2 separate regions of the Homo sapiens genome follow, and region 1 is linked to region 2. A link is a contact called in ENCODE Hi-C data. All regions are on one chromosome and are shown on one strand. The core of a region is the stretch at or near the end of the contact, and the rest is flanking DNA. Distances in the headings are between cores, read along the strand shown.

Region 1 (4,018 bases), core at 1,460-3,959, 190 kb before region 2:
AAATGGACCAGCATGATGTCTTATAGAACAGAGAGGTGTTCAAGATCCTTGTTGACTAGAATATGACATAAGGTTAGAAGGTTGATATAGTAACCCTGAGTATATTGCTGGCTCTACAAGCTGAAAGCAAACTGCTTTTCATAATCTTAATAACAGATTAGAAAAGAAAAAGAAAAAGAAATTCAAGATCAATAACTGCATACCAGGTGCCAAGGAATGTATTGTTTGACTCAAGCAACAAAACCACATCTAGATCAATAGCTGTAGTTGGAGTCAGCATCTGATTAAATGTATGATAATTTATCCTCATTTTGCATTGTTTCTAAACTTATAAACAGATTTGACTCCTAAAAAGTAAGTGAACAAGTGTGATTCATGAGAGAGTAAAATAAATTCCAAAATAATTGTAAGGCTTTGCCAACTTATATCTATAGAGGAAGAACATGTATGGGCACTGATTCCAAGGTTATCAGATCAGAAGCATAATGTTGGAACATGAAGAATTTATTGATTAGAGTGGACCAGGCCAGGATTCTTGATCCAATGTATTTGGGACACTAAGAGTGGCTCTAATAGTTTGCTTTGTTAACTCAATTATCAACCTAAAGAAAGTATACATTAATGAACTTGAAATGCCAGAGGAAGGCTTCTAAAGGTTTGGGGAGCTCAGGATGCAAAAGTGGTTTTATTGTGTACAACCTTTTCACTTAGCCTCTATGTCCCCTAGGAAGTTCCAAAGACGCTTTCAACCCCAAGACCAGAAACACATTTCTGAAGGAAATCCTACTATTCTTGAATAGTTCCATGGTGGCCATTCTCTGCGGGCAAGCATGACAGTGGAAACTGCTGCCATTAAATTGAGATCCCTAAGTTCAATCAGGATGGGGGTTTCCTGGAGTGGCAGGTGCTGACTCAAGTCGGACTTCAAATCACTTCTGTTTCCACAGGTTAAATAAGACTTAAGTAGGCTGTCCATCTATTTTTGTTCTAGGGACGCCATGATCAACTAACTAATTCCAAAGAACTCCGTGGATCAAACCATCTGTTTACTGCTTTGGCTCTGCTGTCCATCACGATAATTATGCCCACCTTGTCCTCTAGACTGAAGACAGAAAAAAACTCATTTAAAAACACTGGTGGTTGCCAGATGCTAGAGAAGAGTAAATTTAACAGTGACTTAGGCAAAATTATATGGTAAAGTGTTAAACAAATAATTTAGAAAATAAATTTAAAAGTTAGAAAAGAAAACAGTAATTACTCAGAACTAACACAATTTCAGTAAAAGTAATCTATGCTAAAGTGGTCTCATTTGTGCTTTCAATGAATTTACCCAATCAGGAAAGGAGTTATATATTATATTATAGTATGAAGTTATTCATACATTTCATGTGAACAAACAGTGTGATAGAAGAAACCTGGATTTTATTAATAACAGTATAGTGGCAAATAAAGAACAACTCCATTCTAATTTGCACTGATTAATCTATATATGAACTGCCAAGACAAGTGTTGAATATAATATTTTAAAAGAAGTGTTTACCAAACAGAATAGTCTACAAAGAAGAGACAAGCTCGATAAGGACTCTGGATAATGCATCATATTTAAAAATGATTGTGCTCACTGGAGTTTTGTCTCTAAATACAAAAATAAAACTACTGTCACTACCTTTTAGGAGAGCACCTGCCTTTATAGAAAGTGTGAATATGTGAACTAGGAAATTAATTTATTTGGGATACCTTCAAAGGAATATCTAGCATCAAATCTATACATTTCCAAGGAGAGAGGTTTGGGTGCAATGTCCAGAAAAACCTTCTACTTGTTGCTGTTGCTCAGTAGTGGAATTAACTGCTTTAGAAAGCAAGGAGTTCTGGGCTCTTGGAATGTTCACACAGAAGCTGATTTTCCATCTGCTGTGCATGCTCTGGTTGAGGGCATTCCTGCAACCTCAACCAAAGGAGGCTAAACTACATGACCTTTAAGATCCTTTCTAATCTCAGATTCCGTGAAGAGTGCTCAGACAATATTAAAAAAGGAAAAGGAATTTCTGAGATGCATGGGGTAAGCATTATGGGCAGGACACGACAGACAAGTTGGTGGTTCAGAACACTTGATCTCAACGCATCCACAATATATCATGATCTGTCATATCTACCTTAAAAACGTAGGAGTTAATTAAACTGGGCTTGCAAATTCCATTTGGCTTCACTGAAAAGGGGACTGAGATATTTACTAAGAGCTTTTTAAAATCGAATATAAAATAGCACACGAGATACAAGGTCTAGGTTGAGAAGCAGTCTCATGACTTTATTCCTTATATTTCACATTGGCAGCAGGCCTGCAATGAAATATGGCTCATTTTTTTTGGTCTTGGGCTTTGAGGCTAAAGAGAGGGTTTAGCAGAGGATATCATAATTCCTTTTTGTGGATACAGAAGAACCCTAAGCAGTTGCCAAAATCAGGTAGAATAAGACAAGTATTGGTCCACTCTCAGTAACTCCAAGGCCTCAGAGTTTTTCCTTAGCTTCTGGGGAACTGGTATCTACAAGGAAATCAAGAGGCCTAGTCCCCTAACTGCTTTCGGAGCACGTTGTGGGAGGTGCAGACCAAAGGTGAGTTTACACATCAGTGACTAAAGTTTCCTGCCACTAAGCATAAGAAGTCACTCATGAGCAGCGTCCCTAAACCACAGCTACAGGATGTGGGCACAAGCCCTTGTATAATTGTTGGCCAAGAGCCAATGAGCATTCATCCCTGTGCAAATACCTTGGCTTTTTTATGTTGTTGTTAACCTTTGAAAACCACAGGCATTAGTCTCTCTCTTTCTTCCCCTTGGCACAAGTCATCTTCTTTTCTCCAACTTGGTCTCTTGTGTGTAAAGAATTTCTGAGGAGCTTTTAAGCCTAAATTTAATACCTTTGCCCTCCCCCTCTCCTGCCCCACAAAATGCCAGCAGAGGTGAAGCTGCCTTACAAAATATCTGCTGGCTCTGCCAGCTTCCGCAGCTTTGTTTGGGCTTTTTTTATCAGATAGGAAATCGGAGAGCTCTATAAGTGTCCTTAGCCTTTAAGAAAATGATGGCAATTTCTGGAAATTCTTCCCAAACGACTGTGCCCTATTGTTTTCTCATTTCAAAATTATCTCAACAACTACGATACATCAATTCAGATGGCATGTCTTTCCCATGGAATACAGATATTATATTGGAAAGAGCAGTGGGCTAGGGATAGAAATTGGAAAATGTAGTCTAATCTCAGTATTTCCAAAAGTTCACCATCTTCTTTTTGAGAAATGTCTTTCTAGTTTCTAGGCCTTTGCTTCATTTTCTGTGAAATAAAAGCACTGAATTGACATGGTTTTTCTGCCTTCTTATCCCCAGAACTCTACAAACTGGCTTCCTAAGAAGGTTTAAACAAAGGCTGAATAAAAAATGGACCTCAAGGCAAATGATTCAGAAGTGCCAACTTATAAGTGAGCTTCTCTTTTCTGCCTTAGATGACCTTAAGATGACCAAAGGTCAGGCCTCCAAACAGGCCCAATTGACCACCGAGGAGTGAGTCCTGGTGATTGTTTAAAAGTCCTCCTGTTGTGTTAAAACATCTATCTGCTTTGAACTTTCTCACCCTCAGAACTGCCTACGATGTATCAGAAGATAGTGAGGCATTTGTCAGTGGAGCTGTTCAAGCAGTTTCTGAAATAAAGCTTATCAGAGATTTTTCAAGTGGAAATTCCTGAATGAGATAAAGACCGAATAATGAAGACCTCCAACCATGACATTTTGGTTATGAAATGCTTTGTACTCTACTTAATGTATCTTGCGTCTACTCCTATTATCAATCAAACTCATCATGCCATTTGCTAAACTGTAGTGGTAAGTTCAAATGATAGTCTGATAAAAACTCCAAGTGTACACATAGGTCCCCTGGGTTGTGGCTCCCTGTTGAGCTTAAGGACAAAGATCCCAAGTAAGAACACCAAGTGTAAAATGAGAAAACCATAATCAGTAGGTCGATGGTAATG
Region 2 (4,550 bases), core at 1,625-4,124:
GTCATGTTGAATGTGAGCTGACAGTGAGGGAAGCATGTGAAGATGTTGAGACAATTGACAGTACACGTCCAGGATCCACAAGTGATGTTGACGCTCAAGAAGATGCTGGACAACCATTAGAACTGCAATAGAAGAGATCAAGCCCTGGACAGGACATTGGATTGGATGAGGCCATTTTGGCCCAGGGACTGTATGATTTTTAGGGTCAGAGGGACCCATGCTGAAGAGTGTAGATGGCCAAGTCTCTGGCTACTGACTGCATCCAAGTTCATAACCACCTGCATCTGACGACAGAAGTACTGACCGCAAAGAAGAGCTCAACATCTGCACACATCCCACTGTAAGGAAGTAGACTAAAAGACATGCATTTAACCAGTAAAACTTTTCAGGGACCCCGTAAAACCATTATTTTTCTGTTGGGCTGTCCTAACTCAGAAGAAACAATAAAGCCACAGCATATTCAAGATCATAGAAAACTGCGTACATTCCTTGTCATGTACTTTACTGATCAGTACAGCCTGGTAGAGTGGAGAGAGCACTGGGCTAGGAGTCAGGTGGTCAAGGCTCTAGTCATGACTAGATCAGTAAATCACTGTAAGTCCTAGTGAAAATTATTTACCTTTCATGTGGCTCTATTAACATATGAGTAAAATGTATTTAAAATAATTATACCATCCAGATGCAGTGGCTCATGCCTATAATTCCAGCAGTTTGGGAGGCTGAGGAAAGACGATTGCTTGAGGCCAGAAGTTTGAGACCAGCCTGTACCACATTGTGAGACCCCAACTCTACAAAATTTTATAAATTAGTCAGGTGTGGTGGCATGCCTCTATATATAGTCCCACCTACTTGGGGAGGCTGAGGTGGGAGGATCACTTGAGTCAGGGAAGTCAAGGCCGCAGTGAGCTATGATCATGCCACTGTGCTCCATCCTGGGCAACAAAGAGAGGCTCTGTCTCAAAAAAAAAAAAAAAAAAAAAAAAAAAGGATACCCCCACTGCTTATTCCTAGGGCTGTTAGGAGGGTTCAATGAGATTGGTTCATTTTGTGAAAGATAACGTTAGTAATGGATACTACTTGTACTGAACATACAACTTAAACTGCTGAAACTTTGAAGGGCCCTGAATACTGAAGAACATAACATGTTCATTTTGCAGATGAGGAAACCAAGCCCCAGAGATGGCAGGTGATTTACCCACGGTCAGACACACAGCAGGGACAGAGCCACCAGATAAGGTGGAAGCTCTTCCTTCCTGGTGTCACTACTTTCAAAGACCAAGGGCTGGGACCTTGACTGGAAACAAACCATACAATGGAAAGAAACTATGGGTTGAATAGCTAACATGTGTATTCAACATTCCAAGCAGCAATAAAGCCTGCAGTATGAGTAGTCCAGATAACACTATTTGCCTCCACACTTCTATGAAGTGAGCAACTTTCTTTTGTTGTGTCAACTTGAGTTGGCCACAGTCTTCAGAGTCTCACACACCTCCACTCAATGACTTTAACATACACTAATCCATTCTGTGATGGTGAATACTTTTATTTATATTAATATCCTCATAGACTAGGTTAGAAATTCAGATGCATTAACACAACCCTCTCCTGTAGATCTTCTCTTGTCTAGCTCGAGATGGAATGCTGTAAGTGAGGAGCCATGTGTTAGTTTGTTCTCACACTGCTATAAAGATACTGCCTGAGACTGGGTAATTTGTAAAGGAAAAAGGCTTAATTGACTCACAGTTCCACAAGGCTGAAGAGGCCTCAGGGAACTCACAATCATGGCAGAGGAGAAAGCAAGGACCTTCTGCACATGGTGGCAGGAGAGAGAAGTGTAGGCAGGGCTTATAAAACCAACAGGTCTTGTGAGAACTATCACAAGACCAGCATGGGGGAAACCACCCTCATAATCCAGTCACTTCCCTCCCTCAATACGAGGGGATTACAATTCAAGATGGCATTTGAGTAGGGACACACAGCCAAACCATATCAGGCCAAAATTAATTTCTTTCCTGAACTGTGGCAAGAGGCTTCTAACTGATCTTGATCTTGCTCCTTTGCCTTTTCCTCTCTGGAGTTGGCACTATTATCTTCCCATAACGTTACTACTTCTTCTCTCCCTGTCTCCCTAGCACACAGCATAAGACTTCAAATCTTCATCCTGGCATTCAAACTCTTTCCAGATCTGATCCCAGTCTCTTTCCAGTTTTATTTCTTCTACTTCCTTATTTGTATGTTACATTTCAACCTAAATTAGACTCATTGCTAAATCCTGAATACACACAGGCCTTTCTTTACACTAGTCTCTCCTCTGGTAGACCATTCATCAAGACCCACCTCTGTTTTCCTTGCACCATCATGGTATCATGTTTTTCCTGTTTTCAGTACATATTTCCGTTCATAGTGTCATGGTATGTGTACTGGCCCCGCTTCCTCATTAGAAGGTCCTCATGTTGATTATATCTCCATCCCCCACAGAACTTAGCTCAGTGCCTGGAAACAAGTCTCTTCCAGAAAAAACTAACTTACATTATTTGAGGAAAAATAGACATACTACACTGGAACTGAAGACCATCATACTAAAACTTTTTAAAATAAACAGCTTTGGCTAAAGATGAAAGTATTTCCATGCAGCTTCAAATCAGATTTGAGTAGCTGATTCTCCAGACAAACGCTAGGAAAATTGTTTTACCTGTTTTCCCGCCTGACAGTTCAGTGGCCTAAGTTGCTTTGAAGTCTATAAAATGGCCAGTATCTCCAATCTGAGCAATGTTTCCTTTCCAGACAGGAAGACTGCTGCTAAGTACAGAAGCCACGCTTGTTTTTGCGGTCGGGCTGCAATGGTGACTCATCCAGTAAAGCCAGAGACTGTCTGTTTTGATCTTTCACTGTTCAGAGACTCTTTACAGTTGTAATTTGCTTTCTTTCTCTCTCTCCCTCATCACCTCTGGTGACTTATCAGAAGGGTCGCACACATTTGACAAACGGAACCTGTATAAGGAGAGAGAGAAAGCACGCGATCAAACACGCTTTCAGCTAACGCCCAGGAATAGATGCTTGTGTTTACAGCTCTGATGATAGGGTTCCAGTAATGACTTGGCCTTTTTCTCCTTGATTGAATATTCCCTTGGGCCTGCCAGTCCAGGCTCCTGTTATTTAATGAGGACATTGGAGCACAACATCAAGATGTCTGCAAAAATGACCTTTCTTTTGGGCTCACTCCAAATGCAAAGAAAAGAAGAGACCAAGTTAGACAGGGTGGTTCTGGAATACAGCTTTGGAATTTGTCCTTTTCCCAGAAGTTCAGAATCAGGGAGTCGTGCACTATCAGAGCCAGAGAGAACCATGGAGATGATCTAGTTAAAAGTTTCATTTTTCACATGGAGAAACTGAGGACTAGAGAAGAAAAGCAAGTTGCCATAAATCACATAGCAGTCACAGCAAATCTTAGTTAGTATTCCTTTGAATAGCTTGAGACAGAAATTAACCATTGGCTAAACGTTGGCTTTAAATAAAAAAGAAGCTTTCCTTAGTTTCTCCTGAGTTATACTGTGGCACTATTATGCTCTCCTTTTCCTTCTCAAGGAGATGAGAGACAAGCAGCACAAGCATAATAATATGCCTCTGGCTATAAGTTCAATGTCTCACTCTTAGCTTTGAAAGCCAATATAGGATAAGGATAAAGGTCAGTGCTGAAGGGTCTTAATGAGGACAATCTCAGAGGTCCCAGATCTGCCTCATTCACTGTGTATCTGCATTTTGGCTTCACCTGCAAAATGGGGGATTCGTTTATTGACTGAGCATTCTTAGAAAGTTGAAATGAGAAAATATGATCAGAAAGTGCTCAGTAATATAAAGTCCTACTGCATTTGTGAGAAGAATTATTATTATGTTATCAACTGCTATCTACATGGTCTTGTTTCCTTCAAGATGGAGATTTTATATTCTCAAATTATTGTAATTTTGCCTTTTAGTGAGCTTTTTTCTAGACAACTATATATATATAAACACACATATAGATACACGTATATACACGTATACATATACACACATGAATATTTATATATAATTCCAACATTAGAATGTATCATATTTACATAATATCTTAAATGATATTGCCTTTTTGTAATGTATAGAAGTAACTCATTAGGGATTTCTTTAGCACCAATTTAAACACTGAAGCCCAAGTTGGAATCTCCCTGAGCCCTCCCATCAGTGAAATTACTACATAATCGCTGCTCCGATTTAAAACATTTTTTAGAGTAAAAGGTAAGATTATTACTAATTATGCTGCCAAAAAGGATAAATCTGAACTGTTCTGGGCAAAGTGGGACATACGATCACGTTACTTAGAGTTGTGCAGAATTTTAGGTATTTTACCGGCCAGAGGTAACATGGCATGAGGTAAAAAGTACACATCTCATAATCAGAAGTTTTGGATCCTAGCTCAAGATCCACCATTGTTAGCAAAAATCACATATGGCCCTGAACCTCACTTTCCTCTTCTCTAAAACGCAGGTCATTCCCTGCATCTCAAACTCAGGTTATGA

The links. A loop is a pair of places that touch in the nucleus more often than their neighbours do. Pooled maps may share reads with other maps.
Region 1: a loop to region 2 is called in a map of CD4-positive, alpha-beta T cell, with 12 times the contacts of the local background. The contact joins two enhancer-like sites. A Hi-C loop is called at or near these places in 7 of 168 maps with a recorded cell type or tissue (CD4-positive, alpha-beta T cell, CD4-positive, alpha-beta memory T cell, CD8-positive, alpha-beta T cell and 1 more) and 11 of 50 pooled maps.

Annotation. Positions count from the first base shown.
Region 1 is chr3:189,323,567-189,327,584 of GRCh38, reverse strand. It overlaps TPRG1 (tumor protein p63 regulated 1), which reads right to left. Exons shown (of 6, transcript NM_198485.4): 6 at 2,281-4,018. Among named protein-coding and RNA genes, the nearest start is that of TPRG1-AS2, 85 kb to the right of the region's middle. RefSeq lists an enhancer at 2,320-3,519. Within about 2 kb of position 2,709, at least 6 of the 41 ENCODE cell types and tissues checked have a DNase peak (open chromatin) inside an H3K27ac peak, as active enhancers do; they include CD4-positive, alpha-beta T cell and CD8-positive, alpha-beta T cell, where a contact is called at or near this core.
Region 2 is chr3:189,130,840-189,135,389 of GRCh38, reverse strand. It overlaps a transcript of TPRG1 not described here. Among named protein-coding and RNA genes, the nearest start is that of TPRG1, 39 kb to the left of the region's middle. RefSeq lists enhancers at 2,881-2,950, 2,388-3,587. Within about 2 kb of position 2,874, at least 23 of the 41 ENCODE cell types and tissues checked have a DNase peak (open chromatin) inside an H3K27ac peak, as active enhancers do; they include CD4-positive, alpha-beta T cell and CD8-positive, alpha-beta T cell, where a contact is called at or near this core.